Regions from separate parts of the Homo sapiens genome. Here region 2 is linked to region 1. The links are chromatin loops, found by intact Hi-C in ENCODE. Cell type or tissue: CD4-positive, alpha-beta T cell. All regions are shown on one strand.

Region 1 (8,000 bases):
TATATATCAATAGTATAGATGGCCAGGCACAGTGGTTCATACCTGTAATCCCAGCAGTTTAGGAGGCTGAGGTAGGCGGATTGCTTGAGCTCAGAAGTTCAAGACCAGCCTGGGCAATGTGGCCAAACCCCATCTCTACAAAAATACAAAAATTATCTGGGTGTGGTGGTGTGTACCTGTGGTTCCAGCTATTCGGGAGGCTGAGATGGGAGGACTGGTTGAGCCCGGGAGGCAGAGGTTGCAGTGAGCTGAGATTGCGCCACTGCACTTCAGCCTGGGTGACAGAGTGAGACCCTGTCTCAAAAAAAATAGTATATAGGACAGGCGTGGTGGCTCACGCCTATAATCCCAGCACTTTGGGAGGCCGACGTGGGCGGATCACCTGAGGTCGGGAGTTCTAGACCAGCCTGACCAATATCATGAAACTCCATCTCTAAAAAAACAAACAAAAAAAAAAAACAAAAAAAAAACAAAAAAAAAATTAGCTGGGTGTAGTGGCGGGTGCCTGTAATCCCAGCTACTCAGGAGGCTGAGGCAGGAGAATTGCTTGAACCCGGGAGGCAGAGGTTGCAGTGAGCCGAGATCATGCCCCTGCACTCCAGCCTGGGCAACAGAGGGAAACTCTGTCTCAAAAAAAAAATACTATATAGATAACATTTATATCCTGTTATGCTAGAAATGTATCTCCTCCTAGCTAAGGCCAGCCCCTCTACATGGGGTCAGGATGACACCTCCTCCTGGCTTAAATTATTATTTTTATAGGTTTATTGACCCTCAGCCTCTGCGTATTTGAGAACTTGCTATTCATTAATTCTGCCATTCAACAGATATTTATTGTGTAGCTATTATGGGCCAGGTAATAGTCTGGCACTGGAGTACAACAATGGACAAACCTCCCTGCCCTCATAGAACTTGCATTTTAGTAAGCTATGTACCAGACATAGTGCTATGTTCTGGCCAAAGAGAGGTAGTGCTTGCAATGCAGGAAATGAAAGAACTCAGTCTAGTGGAAAGACAGCCACAAAATCACATCACACTGTATAATAAGTGCTGTGATGAGGCATGTGAACGTCCTTGATGCATGAAGGGGTCATGTGGCCTCATTGCAAATTTGGAGAGGGCTCCCAAAAAAACACAACACAGCCTCAGAATTGAATGATGATGAAGCAGAGATTGCTAGGGGGCTCTTTGGAGGAGGCAAGAGCATCCTTGAAGATGTGTGTGCATTGCTGCATGGACTTGTAGGGGACCCTCAAGGGTCCACACACTTTCATACTGTAGAGCTCATGTGAATTTGCAGTACAAATGTGGCTCTGGAACTGACGGTTCAATCCTGCATCTACCACTTGATAAATATGGGACCTTGCAAAATTATGTGATCTCAACCTCAGATTCTTCTTCCCAAAAATGAGACTGAAGTTAGTACTTCATTTAGGGTTCCTGTGAAGATTTGATGAGATCAACTATGGTGTGCTAGTTTTCTCTTGCTGTTGTCACAAATTACCATCAACTTGGTGGTGGCTTAAACAATACCCATTTATTATCGTACACTATTGTAGTTCTGAAGTGTGAAACGGGTCTCACTGGACTAAAATCAAGGTGTCAGTAGAGTTGCATTCCCTTCTGGAGACTCTTGGGGAGCATCCACTTCCTTGCCTTTCCCGGCTTTCAGAGGCTGCTTGCATTCCTCCGCTCATGGCCCTTACCTTCATCTTCACAGCCAGCGCTGTTGTATCTCTCTGACCACTCCTGCATCTTCACATCTTTTTGTGACCACAGCCTGGAAAGGCTCTTCACTTTTAAGATTTCATAGGATTTAATTGGGCTTACCTGGTTAATCTAGAATAATTTCTCCATCTCAAGGTCCTGAATCCAGCATCTCACAACTGCAAAGTCCCTTTTGCCATGTAAAGCAATAGACTCACAGATGCCGGAGATGATGGCATTATTGAAAACTAAAGTACAGGGTGGGAGCAGGCCCTAGCACAGGGGCTCAAGAGCCCCTTTACAGAATTTTCTGGGATTTTATTACCCTCTAGAGGTTTCCCACTGGTTACTTGGTGCCATTCCCAAGTAACCATTGGTATATTTCCCATTGGTTACTATGTAAATGAACTAGTGGCCTTGCAACCAATCAGAGGCTGAAGTGTACTTACAAAGGTTACACCCTATTCAAACATCTGATTGGTTGTGGAAAGCAACCAATCAGAGGCTAAAGTGAAGTTACAAAGTTACACTCCCATGCAAATGTCTGATTGGTTGCAAAAAGCAACTAATCAGAGATACTTTCAATTTTCCGTCTGCCACGCAGAAAAAGGGGGTGGGGGTTGCAAAGGGAGTAGCCTCTGGTTCTTTTGTTACTTAGGTATGGAAAGTTGGGGTTTCCTTTTGATTTAGTTCTAGGAAGTCAGCATGAATTGGCCTTAGCTTTCCTGCCTCCCGACCCTATTCTACTGCCTCAATTCTACAGTCACTTTCCAGTGTTGCAAGTATCTCAAGCCTGCTTTCACTATATAGACCCAGTCATTCCTCAAATACGTGCCTCCTTCTGGGGCTTCTGCTCACCAATTACCTGCTCAGCACCTCCAATTTGATGTCTTAGTGTGCTCAAGGATGAACTCATTATGCTCTTCTTGCCCCATTTACCTAACTCCAATGTCGCCAGCTCTTTCCTCAGTGTTCCCCATCTCAGTAAATGGTGCCCCCCTCCTGCTATTTGCTTATGTTGGAAACCTTGGAGTAGGGCTGCATCAATATCTTCTGGGATGCTTAGCACCAAAATGTGCCTTACTGTATTTTGAAATAAAAACAAATGACTGCATATTAAAAAGTAAATCTTTAAAAATTCTCATTTGCCCGTAGTAACAATTATGATACTCTAAAAATGAATATCAAATCCTTTTCAAAATAATTTAGGGCCCTATCTTTGCTGTTGCTCTAAGAACTATTTGGTAGTCCAGCACTGTCTAGGAGTCAATAGTCAGAAACCATTTCCTGTTGATTCTAAGACCTAAAATATTTTCAAATCTGCCTGCTCCTCTCTGGCACCAATGAACTGTACTCCAAGCCATCCTGACCACATGTCTGAAATTCTGCAATAGCCTCTGAACCCTTCTCACTGCTCCAGTTTATTCTCTACAAAGCATCTAGACCAGGCAGAATGATTTCAGGGACACACATAACTGATCCTGTCCTGTTGTTCTACTGCCTAAAACTTCTCAGTGGTTTCACATTGTCTTTAGGATAAAATCTCAGATCCTTAATAGGCCCAAGACCTTGCCACCTCGCTAGGAACCAGCCTCGCCTCTTGGTGTTCCTGGAAAGAGTCAAGCTCCTTACAAACCTTTATACACAATTTACTCTCTGCCAAGAGCTCTCTCCCCCTCCTGGCTTATCTTTCTCCAGTTCTTAGATTTAATGTTCTTTCTTCAGATAAGCCTTTCTTAACCTCCTACACCAGGTCAACGCTTCTTGTTAACCACTTCCTTAGTAACCTCCACTTTGCTTTGTAAGTAAATGATTATTTGTGTAACTAATAGTTTAATGTCCCCTCTTCATGTTAATGCAAACTTCCTGAGAAAGTGTTGGTAACACACAAGAGTAATTCAGGGATCCCTGAATCCAATTGTGTCTGATTCTAGGGCCCATGTCCACAACTACCAAACGTACGTAAATCTGCTCATTCTGGAAGATGGCTTTTTGCTTCTTTATTTCATGATAGCCAAATGTTGATGCATGGGAAACCCTGCATCATATAACATCGCTGAGCAAATTCTAGAGCAATGATGTTGGGCTACCCCTTTGTGTATGTTCTGTGAGTAGTGGACCATATACACCTCAGCTTTTACTTTTGTTGACTACAGGCTGGACTAGCTGGACTAGCTGCCCACATGCTTAAACAGAGGTAACATTAACCACTTTACAGGGTTGTAATAGTACTCATTTGTCCAATAAATACGTAATGAGCATTCAGTATAGGCCAGATGTTGGTTTAGATGCTGGGGATATCTTTAGCAGAGTGCTTACCTCCTTTAATGTTCCAGCTGGTCACTATTACTAGTAGTGTCATAATTGTGTGTCGATGCTTGCTTATGTCACGGAGTATGGGATTTGTGACGTTTGCCACTCATGGGCAGGGTCCCTGCGGCGCCTGGACCTCCAACGGCACAAGGGCGCGGACTCCACAGCATCACTGCGCGGCGTGGCCGCCTCTCTGCTCCAGGCCGCCAGAGGGCGCGTGGTCTCTACTGCCCCTCCGCTGTGCCTGAGCCTGCCCCTTACCAGCCACCCGGCCTCCGTTCCCCTCCCCAACGGCGCCTGTCCCGCCTTGCATTCCCAAGCTCCGCCCCCGTTGCCCGTAGCGGCTGTTTGTTGACTTCCGGGAGCGCGGTTGTAGTTGATCTCCGGAGTTTCGCCATGCGGAACTTGGGGGCTTTCGCGGCCCGCGTCGGTGCGGAGTAGCTGCTTTAGCCCCGACCAAACCGTCCTCTACAGCCTCCTGGCCCCGGCGCAGGCTGCCCGTACTGCCCGTGGCATGAGGGAGCCGGAAGAGCTGATGCCCGGTGAGTTGCGCCCGCGCCGGTGGCGGAAGGCCGGGAGGGAGGGTCCGCGGGCGGCCGGGCCCCGCCTCCGGATCGGCCCTGTAGGGGGACAGGCCCCAGGCTTGGCAGCCGGACTGGGGCGGGATCGCTGGTTGCGCTCCCGCGAATGACTGAGGGCAGAGGACCGGACGGGAAGAACAGGATGGGGGAGAACGGGAAAGAGGGTGCCTGTCTTTCGTATGCTTTTTAAATAAGCTCTTGATGAGCTTCTTGAAGGCAGGGACACTTTTTTTTTTTTTTTATGAGACGGAGTTTCACTCTTGTTGCCCAGGCTGGAGTGCAATGGCGCAATCTCGGCTCACCGCAACCTCCGCATCCCGGGTTCAGGCGATTCTCCTGCCTTAGCCTCCGAGTAGCTGCGATTACAGGCATGCGCCACCACGCCCGGCTAATTTTATATTTTTAGTAGAGACGGGGTTCCTCCATGTTGGTCAGGCTGATCTCGAACTCCCGACCTCAGGTGATCAGCCCACCTCGGCCTCCCAAATTGCTGGGATTACAGTCGTGAGCCACCGCGCCCGGCCAGGGAGGGACACTTTCTGTAAACTCCCCAAAGTGCGGACTCCAGACTTGTGCACTTTGGAGGTCCTGAGCTCCCGGTTATGTATTGAATGCAGTAAAGAGTGAGTGATCAGGGCTGTGGGGTAAAAGGGGATACAGGAAATAAATTGGACAAAGAGGGAGAAGAGGGACCCTTTAGCGAGTGTTTTTTAGCCTTTTTTTTCCTGAGCTCCATAGTTAGAAATACTTTTGACATTGTGACCCGATACTCCATATATACCGTGTAACAGAAATAGATGTCTGGTGAAGCAGTCCTTGTTCTATCCACTTAGATTCCACACACACCTTTTTGATAATGCATTCTTTTAAAATGCTGATCGTGATCCACTGAATTGATTTTCTGGCCCACTAATAGGTCACGACCATTTTGAAAAAACACTGGGTTTGAGCAGAATCATACCTTCACTGAAATATGTATGTTTTCTTCCATGCTCCTGGCCGGAACTGACATTCCTGGCCTGCAGTTCACAATTTAGTGAGACATACAGGAAAGTAAACAAAATGACCATATAAATTGACAGTAGATATTACAGGGCCAGAGCAGAGCCACCAAACCTTGGCTTGGGATGAGGGTATCAGGGAAGCCAGGGGAGCCAAGACAAAACAGTTAAAATGTTAAAGTAATTCATTCTGGGGAAACTCAGAGTCTGTTCTAGATCCTAGTCTCCCAACTCAATTATTAGTTGGAACTGAGATGCCTCACAGTGGTTCTCAAAAAGTTGTCCACAGTGGCTAGTCTCTTGCGTATTAATATTTATTATTAATACTTATATTCGCTATGTTTTCCTTTCTGGTACGAATTAGTTTATGTGTGATCACCCACCTTGGGATTTCCCCAAAAGCTGGACCTGGCCTACTATTTGGTGTATGTGTGTGTTTAAATGGTTATTGGGAAATGGTAGGGGTTTTTAGTCTTTCTTCAAAATGACGCTGTGCCACAACAGTTTGTGAATACTACTCAGATCAGGTAATGACTTGATGTAAGAATGTTAAAATCTCAACATCCCCATGTACTCCTCTCCCAATCTCCTAGGACCGTGGCATTTTGTGATGATGTTTTGGGGGGAAAGATAAACCGTCCTTTCCCATGTACTGTTTCTGGAAAGAGAAAAAGACATCTCTATAACTAACTATAGTGCATGAGTAAGATGAGAATTAGAAACTTCCTGAGTAGCTGTGTTGAGAGGATCTTTTCATTTTATAACTGGATCCCTAAACATTCTGAATTCTCAGAAATCAGGAAAAGCTAAAGTGCTCCTTTGTTGACGACTTGGTAACCTGTCTTTTATATTAACAATGTTGAAAGTTATATTTGACTACAAACTCTCCATTATGATGAATTGGTAAACAAAACATTCAACAGTTACGAATATACATGTGTGTAAGGGGGACCTTTTCTGTGTGAAAAGTAGAACACACAAGGGCTACTTTGTGCTAGGCAATATGGGTAGTGCATACCCTCTGTAACCTTAGAAAATAGTTGGAAAAAAACAACATTTGGGGTAACAAATGGTGAACTCTGTGTTTCAACACAGAAAAGCAGTGACTTTTTTTTTTTTTTTTTTTGAGACGGAGTCACAGTCACACTGTCGCCCAGGCTTGAGTGCAATGATGCTATCTTGGCTCACTGCAACCTCCGCCTCTGGGGTTCATGCAATTGTCCTGCCTCAGCCCCCCGAGTAGCTGGGATTACAGGCGCCCACCACCACGCCCGGCTAATTTTTGCATTTTTAGTCGACACGGGGTTTCACCACGTTGGCCAGGCTGGTCTCGAACTCCTGACCTCAAATGATCCACCTGCCTCGGCCTCCCAAAGTGCTGTGATTACAGGCGTGAGCCACCACTCCCGGCCGACATTTTTAAAGTATAGCTTTTTATTGCTTTGTGATGACCTCATCTTACATATTGTGCTACCTACCAATCTCTCTAATCAAACTGTTACACAAATCTTGCTGATTTGTGTAACAGTTTGATTAGAGAGATTGCTAGGTAGCACAATTATTTGCCATATAAATTCTACAGATCACGTAGTTCAGAGAAGCCAGTGATCATTTCCAACTCTTATGGTAGAGGAAGAGTTTACAGAGGTAGCTATTGAGCTAACACTTTGAGGATGCTAGGCTCTGGGCTAAGTTCTTTATACATGTCATCTCATTTAATCCTTACAACAACCTTTGAATACCTAATTGCCTTTAAAGCCTATGGTTTTTTTTCTAGCTGCTTTCCCTTAGTTCGAATGAAAGAGATAGTGGTGGAGTAATTTGTTTCTCTCTGTGCTGTCTCCGGTTTTATGGGTATTCATTGGGATTACCAACAGAGAAATTAAGAGTTCACCATTTTGGCCGGGTGTCATGGTTCACGCCTGCAATCCCAGCACTTAGGGAGGCCGAGGCAGGAGCCCAGGAGTTTGAGACCTGAGCCTGAGACCAGGAGTTTGAGACCAGCCTGAACAACATGCTAAAACCCAGTCTGTGCAAAAATTACAAAATTTAGCTGGACATGGTGGCACACGCCTATAGTCCTAGCTACTCCAGAGGCTGAGGCGGGAGGATTGCTTGGGCCCAGGAGGTCGAGGCAGCAGTTAGCCGTGATTGTGCCACTGCGCTTCAAGCTGGGTGACAGAGTGAGACCCTGTCTCAACAAAAATAAAAAGAGTTCACCATTTGGGCTAACATTGTTTCCCTTACATGAGAACACTGGAGGTTCCTTGGAAAAACTGGACCAAAGAAAATCCAAATTGACTGATAGAGACTCTCCCCATGGATAGCCTGATGATGTTAATGAGGAAACGAAATACTGTCCTGTTTCTGTGTGTGGAGAAAAGCTCTCAGTCAGAGG
Region 2 (8,000 bases), 580 kb after region 1:
AGTTAATTTAATTCTATTCTCTGCGAAGACCATAATCTCCTTTAAAATGTTCTGAAACTTGTTTCATTGTTCATAATATGGTTAACATTGGTAACTTTCTAAGTACACCTGAGAAGACTATATATTGTAATTATACAGTGCATTGCTCTACATACATCAATTAGGTCAAGTTCATTAATGGTATTCTTTAATCCTAATCAAAACCCCAGCAGTGTTTGTTTATTTATCCATAAAAATCTGACTCTAAGCAGGGAAAAACAAAAAAGGCCACACCCATCTCAATGTATATTATTACTCTTAGGACCTGGGCCTCAAAAGTCCTGACTTCTTTTATTGCCTCTTGATGTTCTTTGCATTTTACGTAGCTTTTATAGCTGTTTGCAGTGGGAGGGTTGTTGTGATATAAGCTGCTCTACCAGAACTGAAAATGGAACTCCTTCCCCGACCACCGTATTTTTATTGTTGGTATTATTATTTCTAATGGAATGAATGAATTTTCTTAAAATAGTACAAAAGAAATATATTCATGGGATTTAAAAAATCTTTTCTTTTTTCATGTTGCTTGAATTTATTGTTATTTAACTAGTGTGTTTCTAGAAGACAGAATGTATAATAAATATAAATCAAAGCTCTTTCAATGCAATGGGTATTATTTACATGTGGAGAAGGGCAGCATTTACCTCAAATCATTATGTTTATGTTTCCAAAGGGCTTGCCCAACTATAGGCAGAGTAAATTCTTTCTGTTTGGGAGACATGTTGCTCAGGCCTAAGGCAAATTTAAGCAAGTCTCATTGAACATAGGAATCTCATACGCACAATACTCAGGGAGGCTGAGGCGGGAGAATTGTTCGAACCCTGGAGGCAGAGGTTGCAGTGAGCTGAGATCGCACCATTGCACTCCAGCCTGGGTAATAGGGTGAGACTCCATCTCCAAAAAAAAAAAAAAAAATTCTAGGTTGAATACCACTTCCGGCAGAACTTTGAGTTTCTATGAAATTTCCCATGGTCATATGTACATAAAGAGACGGCATATGCTTTTTCTCTCTCAGGTGTGGTCCCTGGTCCATGGGCCTTGGTCCATGGTCTTCTAGTTTCCAGTGTTGCTGAAACAAGTTTGATTCTTGCTACTTTATGGGTTACCTGTGTTTTGATTTGTTTTGTTTTGCTTTAATATTTCCCTTCTGGAGGCTGTTGCAAATTTACTTGAACCTCCATGTTCTGAAATTTTGTAACAATATGTCTAGACATAAGAAATTATTTTCAAGGTGATGGCTACTCTGTGGACTCTATCCATATGATGACTTGTATTATTTGGCTCAGATAAAGTATCTTATAATTTCTGGCACTTTTCTCTCATGTGCTATTTCTATACTCTCTTTCTGAAACTTCCATCCGTTGGATGACAGACTTGACTCTTTTCATTCCTATGTTTCACTCTTCCCCTTCTTCATGCCTCTAGTTTCTCTGGAATTCTTCAGGGTAGGTAGGAATCTTCCTGAGCGTTGTCCCCTTCCTCGCATATGTCTAAGTTTGATTTATTTCAGCCTAGTTCATGATTTACCACTTCTCTATCAAAAAATTAAATGGTACCAGCTCCTCTTTGTAGCTCTGGTAGAATTTGGCTGTGAATCCAACTGGTCCTGGGCCTTTTTTGGTTGGTAGGCTATTAATTACTGCCTCAATTCCAGAACTTGTTATTGGTCTATTCAAGGATTTGACTTCTTCCTGGTTTAGTCTTGGGAGGGTGTATGTGTCTAGGAAATTATCCATTTCTTCTAGATTTTCTAGCTTATTTGTGTAGAGGTGTTTATACTATTCTCCGATGGTAGTTTGTATTTCTGTGGGGTCAGTGGTGATATCTTCTTTATCATTTTTTATTGTGTCTATTTGATTCTTCTTTCTTTTCTTCTTTATTAGTCTGGCTAGTGGTCTATCTATTTTGTTAATCTTTGCAAAAAACCAGCTCCTGGATTCATTGATTTTTTTGAAGGGTTTTTCATTCTATCTCCTTCAGTTCTGTTCTGATCTTAGTTATTTCTTGCCTTCTGCTAGCTTTTGAATTTGTTTGCTCTTGTTTCTCTAGTTCTTTTTTTTCTTTTCTTGTTTGTTTTTTTTTTTTTACTGAGTTTTGCTCTTATTGCCCAGGCTGGAGTGCAATGGCGCGATCTTGGCTCACCGCAACCTCCGCCTACAGGTTCAAGCAATTCTTCTGCCTCAGTCTCCTGAGTAGCTGGGATTACAGGCATGCGCCACCACGCCCGGCTAATTTTGTATTTTCAGTACAGACGGGGTTTCTCCATGTTGGTCAGGCTGGTCTCAAACTCCTGACCTCAGGTGATCTGCCGGCCTTGGCCTCCCAAAGTGCTGGGATTACAGGTGTGAGTCACCATGCCCAGCCCCTCTGGTTCTTTTAATTGTGATGTTAGGGTGTTGATTTTAGATCTCTCCTGCTTTCTCCTATGGGCATTTAGTGCTATAAATTCTGGAAAAATAAAAAAGGGGAACTTTCCTTTCGGTAAAGTTGAGATTTGGGTTAGCAGCAGTTTACATTTTTTTTTTTTTTTTGAGGCAGGTTCTCACTCTGTTGCACAGGCTGGAATGCAGTGGCGTGATTTCGGTTCACTGCAACCTGTCTCCAGGGTTCAAGCGATTCTTGTGCCTCAGCCTCCCACGTAGCTGGGACTACAGGCGCATGCCACCATGCCCAGCTAATTTTTGTGCTCTTTTTTTTTTGTTTTTTTTAGTAGAGACGGGGTTTCACCATGTTGCCCAGGCTGGTCTTGAACTCCTGAGCTCAAGTGATCCACCCACCTTGGCCTCCCAAAGTGCTGGGATTACAGGCATGAGCCACCACACCTGGCCAGTTTACAAACATTTTTGACCACAGCCACAGTAAGAACACATTTTATATTGTGACTCGGTGTACTCATAACTGTGTAGAATGGAAACAAAAATTCTCCCAAAGGTTACTTGACTCAACATGAGGAGTGCTGTAGGATATCTCATTTGTATTTGATTCTTGTATATTTCCTTTTTAAAAATGTTTGGTTGAGATTCACTAAATTTATATGAGGATCCATTAATAGTTTGTAACCCACAGGTGGAAGACTTCTGGAACATAAGTTACAAAAGATATAGCAACACTAGGCTAGTAGGGCCCTTCCAGAACAAGCCTTCCACAGTTTCCATGGCTACCCATTTTTCAGGTCAATGAAATTAGTGATGCAGTCAACCAAAACTATCATGGCAATCTGCCCCTCTCTTTCTTCTTCATCAGACCTGGGAATGCACCACATAATGAAAGCAACAGGAATGTGACATCTCTCGACAGTGCTCTCACAGAGAAACCAGGCCAGTTTTTGCAAGAATGGTTTGTTCATATACCTCACCCAGGCTGCAGAAGACCTGACCCCTTCCCTCACCTCAACAGCCACTCAGATGAGAATTTATTTCTTTATGGGTCCTTTGAGGAGTTGCCCTCCCCCAGGGTGTGGAGAATTACTGATGACTCAGAGACGCCAAACACCAGCTCTGAATCAGGGGACATGCCACCTCTAAGCCTCCCTTCGGGTTTCCCCACATGCCACAAGTCCACCAGGCTCCTGCAGCCCTGCTGGCGGTGTGAGGTCCCTCGCCTTAAGCCCAGCTACCCTTTGCCACTGGGCTGATTGCCTACCTGGGTACTATAGGGCCTCTTTCCCATAATGCTGGAGATGGGACCCTGAACTAAAGGACCACAGCCTTTCCAGAGCAGCAGATCGGCTGCCAAATCTGATCTGCAGAGCTATGAGTGGGGGGTGGCAAAGGGAAATTGTGGGTGTGGGTGGACATGGGGGTGATGGCGTTGCTCCACTTTTAGCAGCTGAAGGGAGAACATGTGGTGGCTTGGAGTACCTCAAAAGAGTGGGAGGTTAAGAGTAAGGTTTTGAAAGTCAGATGGTTTCAACTCAATGTTGGTTCTTCCCCTTATTGTCTGTGTGACTTTGCCGTTGACCAATTTTTTAACCTAGTCTGTGGTCTCCACTTGTGTAACTTCTACTTTTCATCTTGTTTTGAAGAATACATGTGATAATGCATATGAATCATGAATTGCCTCACATATAGCATGGGCTCATTAATAGTAGCTGCTATTATTAATGCATTGTTGTTATCATACTGGAGAAGAGAAAAAGGTGGAAAGACTTAGCCAGTGGCCCCTGGAATGCAGCTAAATGCAGGATGTAATGCCTGGGAACTGCACATATAGTGTACCCTATTACAGAAACTTGCCCTTCCTGGTTTGGCAGAGTGTGTCATGCTTGCCTGTTAGGAGGAGAAGCTTCTTGAGTAGCTGTGCTCAGAAGGACTCTGAAGCCATGGCAAGTCCCAGTGTGGTAACAGAGCCTCACACTGAGCATCTCGGCCTGTCATGGGTTTGGAGTGGTGAACATGGGCAGGCCAGCTGAGTATCTGTCTTCCCTTCCCCTTTAGGACTTAATATTTTGTGATTTAGTCATAATTTTTCAGGCTTTTCAAGATGGCTTGTTTTAAATGCATTATTTCTCATTGGGACTTTCAGGGGGTGATACGTAAGCCTCACCTACATTCCTGAAAGGCCACATTCTACAAGGCACATATTTGAGGAGGCTGTTAGGTGCATAATAGAGATGGGTCTAGCATTGGAGGGGAACAGAAGTGGTGGGAAAGAAACAACAAGTCACAGAATAAGAAATATAAAAGGGAGAAAATTAGAACACATGCAGCGTAAAACAGCAAGCTAAAACTCCTGCTGGGCCCTGATGCTAAGGCAGGGTCAATATTCTGTACCTCGATGAGCAAGCACTGCCACCTGCTGGCCAAGGGGAATGTGACTGCCAAGGGATTCCTTTGGAAATGGCATACATGCATACATCATTTTGTTGTGCTTTGAACATAATTGCATTTTTTTTTTTTTTTTTTTACAAATTGAAGGTTTGTGGCAGCTCTATCTCAATCAAGTCTATCGGCACCATTTTTCCAACAGCATGTGCTCACTTTGTGTCTCTGCTACATTTTGGTAATTCTCTGAAATGTTTTAAAGAAATGAAAAATTTCAAACTTTTTCACTATTATTGTATTTGTTATGATGATCTGTGATCAGTGATCTTTGATGTTACTATCGGAATTCTTCCACAAACCACACCCATATAAGACAGCAAATTTAATGGATAAACGTGTGTGCGTTCTGACTGTTCCACAAACTGACAGTTCCCCCATCTGTCTCCCACTCCTCAGCCCTTCCTATCCCTGAGACACAGCAATATTAAATTAGGCCAACTAATAACCCTACAGTGGCCTCTAAGTTTTCAAGTGAAAGGAAGAGTTACACATGTACACTTTCAACCAAAAGCTAGAAATGATTAAGTTTAGTGAAGAAGGCATGTTGAAAGCTGAGAGAGGCAAAAAACCAGACCTCTTGTGCCAAACAGCCAAGTTTTGAATGCAAAGGAAAAGTTCTTGAAGGAAATTAAAAGTGCCACTCCAGTCAACATAGAAATGACAAAAAGGAAAACAGCTTTATTTCTGATATGGAGAAAGTTTTAATAGTCGAGATAGAAGATCAAACCAGCCACAACATTCCCTTAAGCCAAAGCCTAATCCAGAGCAAGGCCCTAGCTCTTCAATTCTGTGAAGGATAAGAGAGGTGAGGAAGCTGCAGAAACAAAGTTGGAAGCTAGCAGAGGTTGGTTCATGAGGTTTAAAGAAAGAAGCTGTTTCCATAACATAAAAATGCAAGGTGAAGCAGCAAGTGCAGGTGGAGAAGCTGCAAAAAGTCACCCAGAAGATTCAGCTAAGATCATTGAAGAAGGTGGCTACACTAAACAACATATTTTCAATGTAGACAAACAGCCTTGTATTGGAAGAAGATGCATCTAGGACTTTCATAGCCAAAGAGGAGAAGACAATGCCTGGCTTCGAAACTTCAAAAGACACTGACTGTCTTGCTAGGGGCTAATGCTGCTGGTAACTTTAAACTGAAGACAATGCTCATTTACCATTCCAAAACTCCTAGGGCCAATATGAATTATGCCAAATGTACTCTGCCTGTGCTCTTGAAATGAAGCACATTTCTAGATGAAAGCACATCTGTGTACAACATGGTTTACTGAATAAGCCCACATAAACCTACTGTAGAGAAAAAAAATCCTTTCAAAATATTACTGCTCATTGACATTGCACCTGGTCAACCAAGAACTCTGATGGAAATGTGCATGGTGATGAATGTTGTTTTCATGTCTGCTAACATAGCATCCTTTCTGCAGCCCATGGATCAAAGAGTTGTTTAAACTTTCAAGTGTTATTATGTAAGAAATACATTTTGTAAGGCTGTAGCTGCCATACACAGTGATTAGTCTGATGGATTTAGGTAAAGGAAATTGAAAACCTTCTGAAAAAAGTTACCATTTAAGATGACATTAAGAACATTCATGATTCATGGGAGAAAGTCAGAAATATCAACATTAACAGGAATTTGGAATAAGTTAATTCTAACCCTCAGGGATAGCTTTGAAGGATACAAAACTTCAATGGAGGAAGCAACTGCAGATGTGGTAGAAATAGCAAGAGAGCTAGAATTAGAAGTGGAGTATAAAGAAGTGACTGAATTGCTGCAATTTCATTTTTTTGTTTTTAATTTTTGTAAGTATATAATAGGTGTATACATTCATGGGTCACATAAGATATTCTGATACAGGCATGCAATGCATAATAATCACATCCAGGTAAATGGGGTATTCATCACCTCAAGCATTTATCCTTTGTGTTACAAACAAATTACACTCTTCATTATTTTAAAATGTACAACTAAATTATTTTTGACTATAGTCACTTTGTGGTGCTGGCAAATACTAGGTCTTACTCATTCTTTCTAACTATGTTTTTGTACCACTTAACAATCCCCACTTCTTCCTGACCACACCCTCTCTGCCTCCAACCAATACCCTTCTCATCTTCTGGTAACCATCATTCTACTCTCCATATCCATGAGTTTAGTTGTTTTAATTTTTAGCTTTCACAAATAAGGAAGAACATGCAAAGTTTGTCTTTCTGTGGTTGGCTTATTTCACTTAACATAATGATCTCCAGTTCCACACATGTTGTTGCAAATGAGAGGATCTCATCCCTTTTTATGCCTGGATAGTACTCCAGTGCGTATATGTACCACATTTTCTTTCTTTTCTTTAAGCTGAAAGCAATGATCATTTACCATTCCAAACTCCTAGGGCCCATAAGAATTATGCCAAATCTACTCTGCCTGTGCTCCAGAAATGAAACAACAAAGCCTAGATGACAGCACATCTGCTTAGAGCATGATTTACTGAATATTTTAAGCCCACTTAAACCTACTGTAAAGAAAACTAGGTTCTCCATATTGGTTGTACCAATTTACATTCCCACCAACTGCATATGAGACTTCCCTTGTCTCCACATTCTTGCCAGCATTTGTTATTGCCTGTCTTTTGGTTAAAAGCTATTTTAGGCAGGGCATGGTGGCTCATGCCTGTAATCCCAGCACTTTGGGAGGCCGAGGCGGGCGGATCACGAGGTCAGGAGATAAAGACCATCCTGGCTAACACGGTGAAACCCCATCTCTACTAAAAATACAAAAAATTAGCCGGGAGTGGTGGCGGGCGCCTGTAGTCCCAGCTACTTGGGAGGCTGAGGCAGGAGAATGGCGTGAACCCGGGAGGCGGAGCTTGCAGTGAGCCTAGATCGGGTCACTGCACTCCAGCCTGGGCAACAGAGTGAGACTCTGTCTCAAAAAAAAAAAAAAATGCTATTTTAACTGGGGTGAGATAATATCTCATTGTAGTTTTAATTTGCATTTCTCTGATGATCAATGATGTTGAGCACCTTTTCATATGTCTGCTTGCAATTTGTATGTCTTATCTTTTGCCAAATGTTTATTAAGATCCTTTGCCCTTTTTAAAATCAGATTATAAAATTTTTTTCCTAAAGAGTTGTTTGAGCTCCTTATAT

Evidence for each region. A loop is a pair of places that touch in the nucleus more often than their neighbours do. Peaks named below come from ENCODE experiments on the same cell type or tissue, not always from the same donor. Only the 100,000 strongest peaks of a DNase experiment are listed, where the experiment ranks them.
Region 2: a loop joins it to region 1, with 6 times the contacts of the local background. A loop is called at or near these places in 9 of 110 quality-filtered maps.

What each region holds. Positions count from the first base shown.
Region 1 is chrX:38,323,902-38,331,901 of GRCh38, reverse strand. It overlaps RPGR (retinitis pigmentosa GTPase regulator), which reads left to right and starts at 4,393. Exons shown (of 15, transcript NM_001034853.2): 1 at 4,393-4,562. The coding sequence starts at 4,535. It also overlaps a transcript of OTC not described here. RefSeq lists a silencer at 4,455-4,704. In CD4-positive, alpha-beta T cell, CTCF peaks have their summits at 3,988 and 4,209 (motif pointing right); a DNase peak (open chromatin) is centred at 4,311; H3K4me3 peaks cover 1,657 bases; H3K27ac peaks cover 1,537 bases.
Region 2 is chrX:37,742,380-37,750,379 of GRCh38, reverse strand. No RefSeq gene overlaps it. Among named protein-coding and RNA genes, the nearest start is that of CYBB, 34 kb to the left of the region's middle. RefSeq lists an enhancer at 4,700-4,749. In CD4-positive, alpha-beta T cell, CTCF peaks have their summits at 4,646 and 4,846 (motif pointing left); DNase peaks (open chromatin) are centred at 3,549, 3,999, 4,399 and 4,819.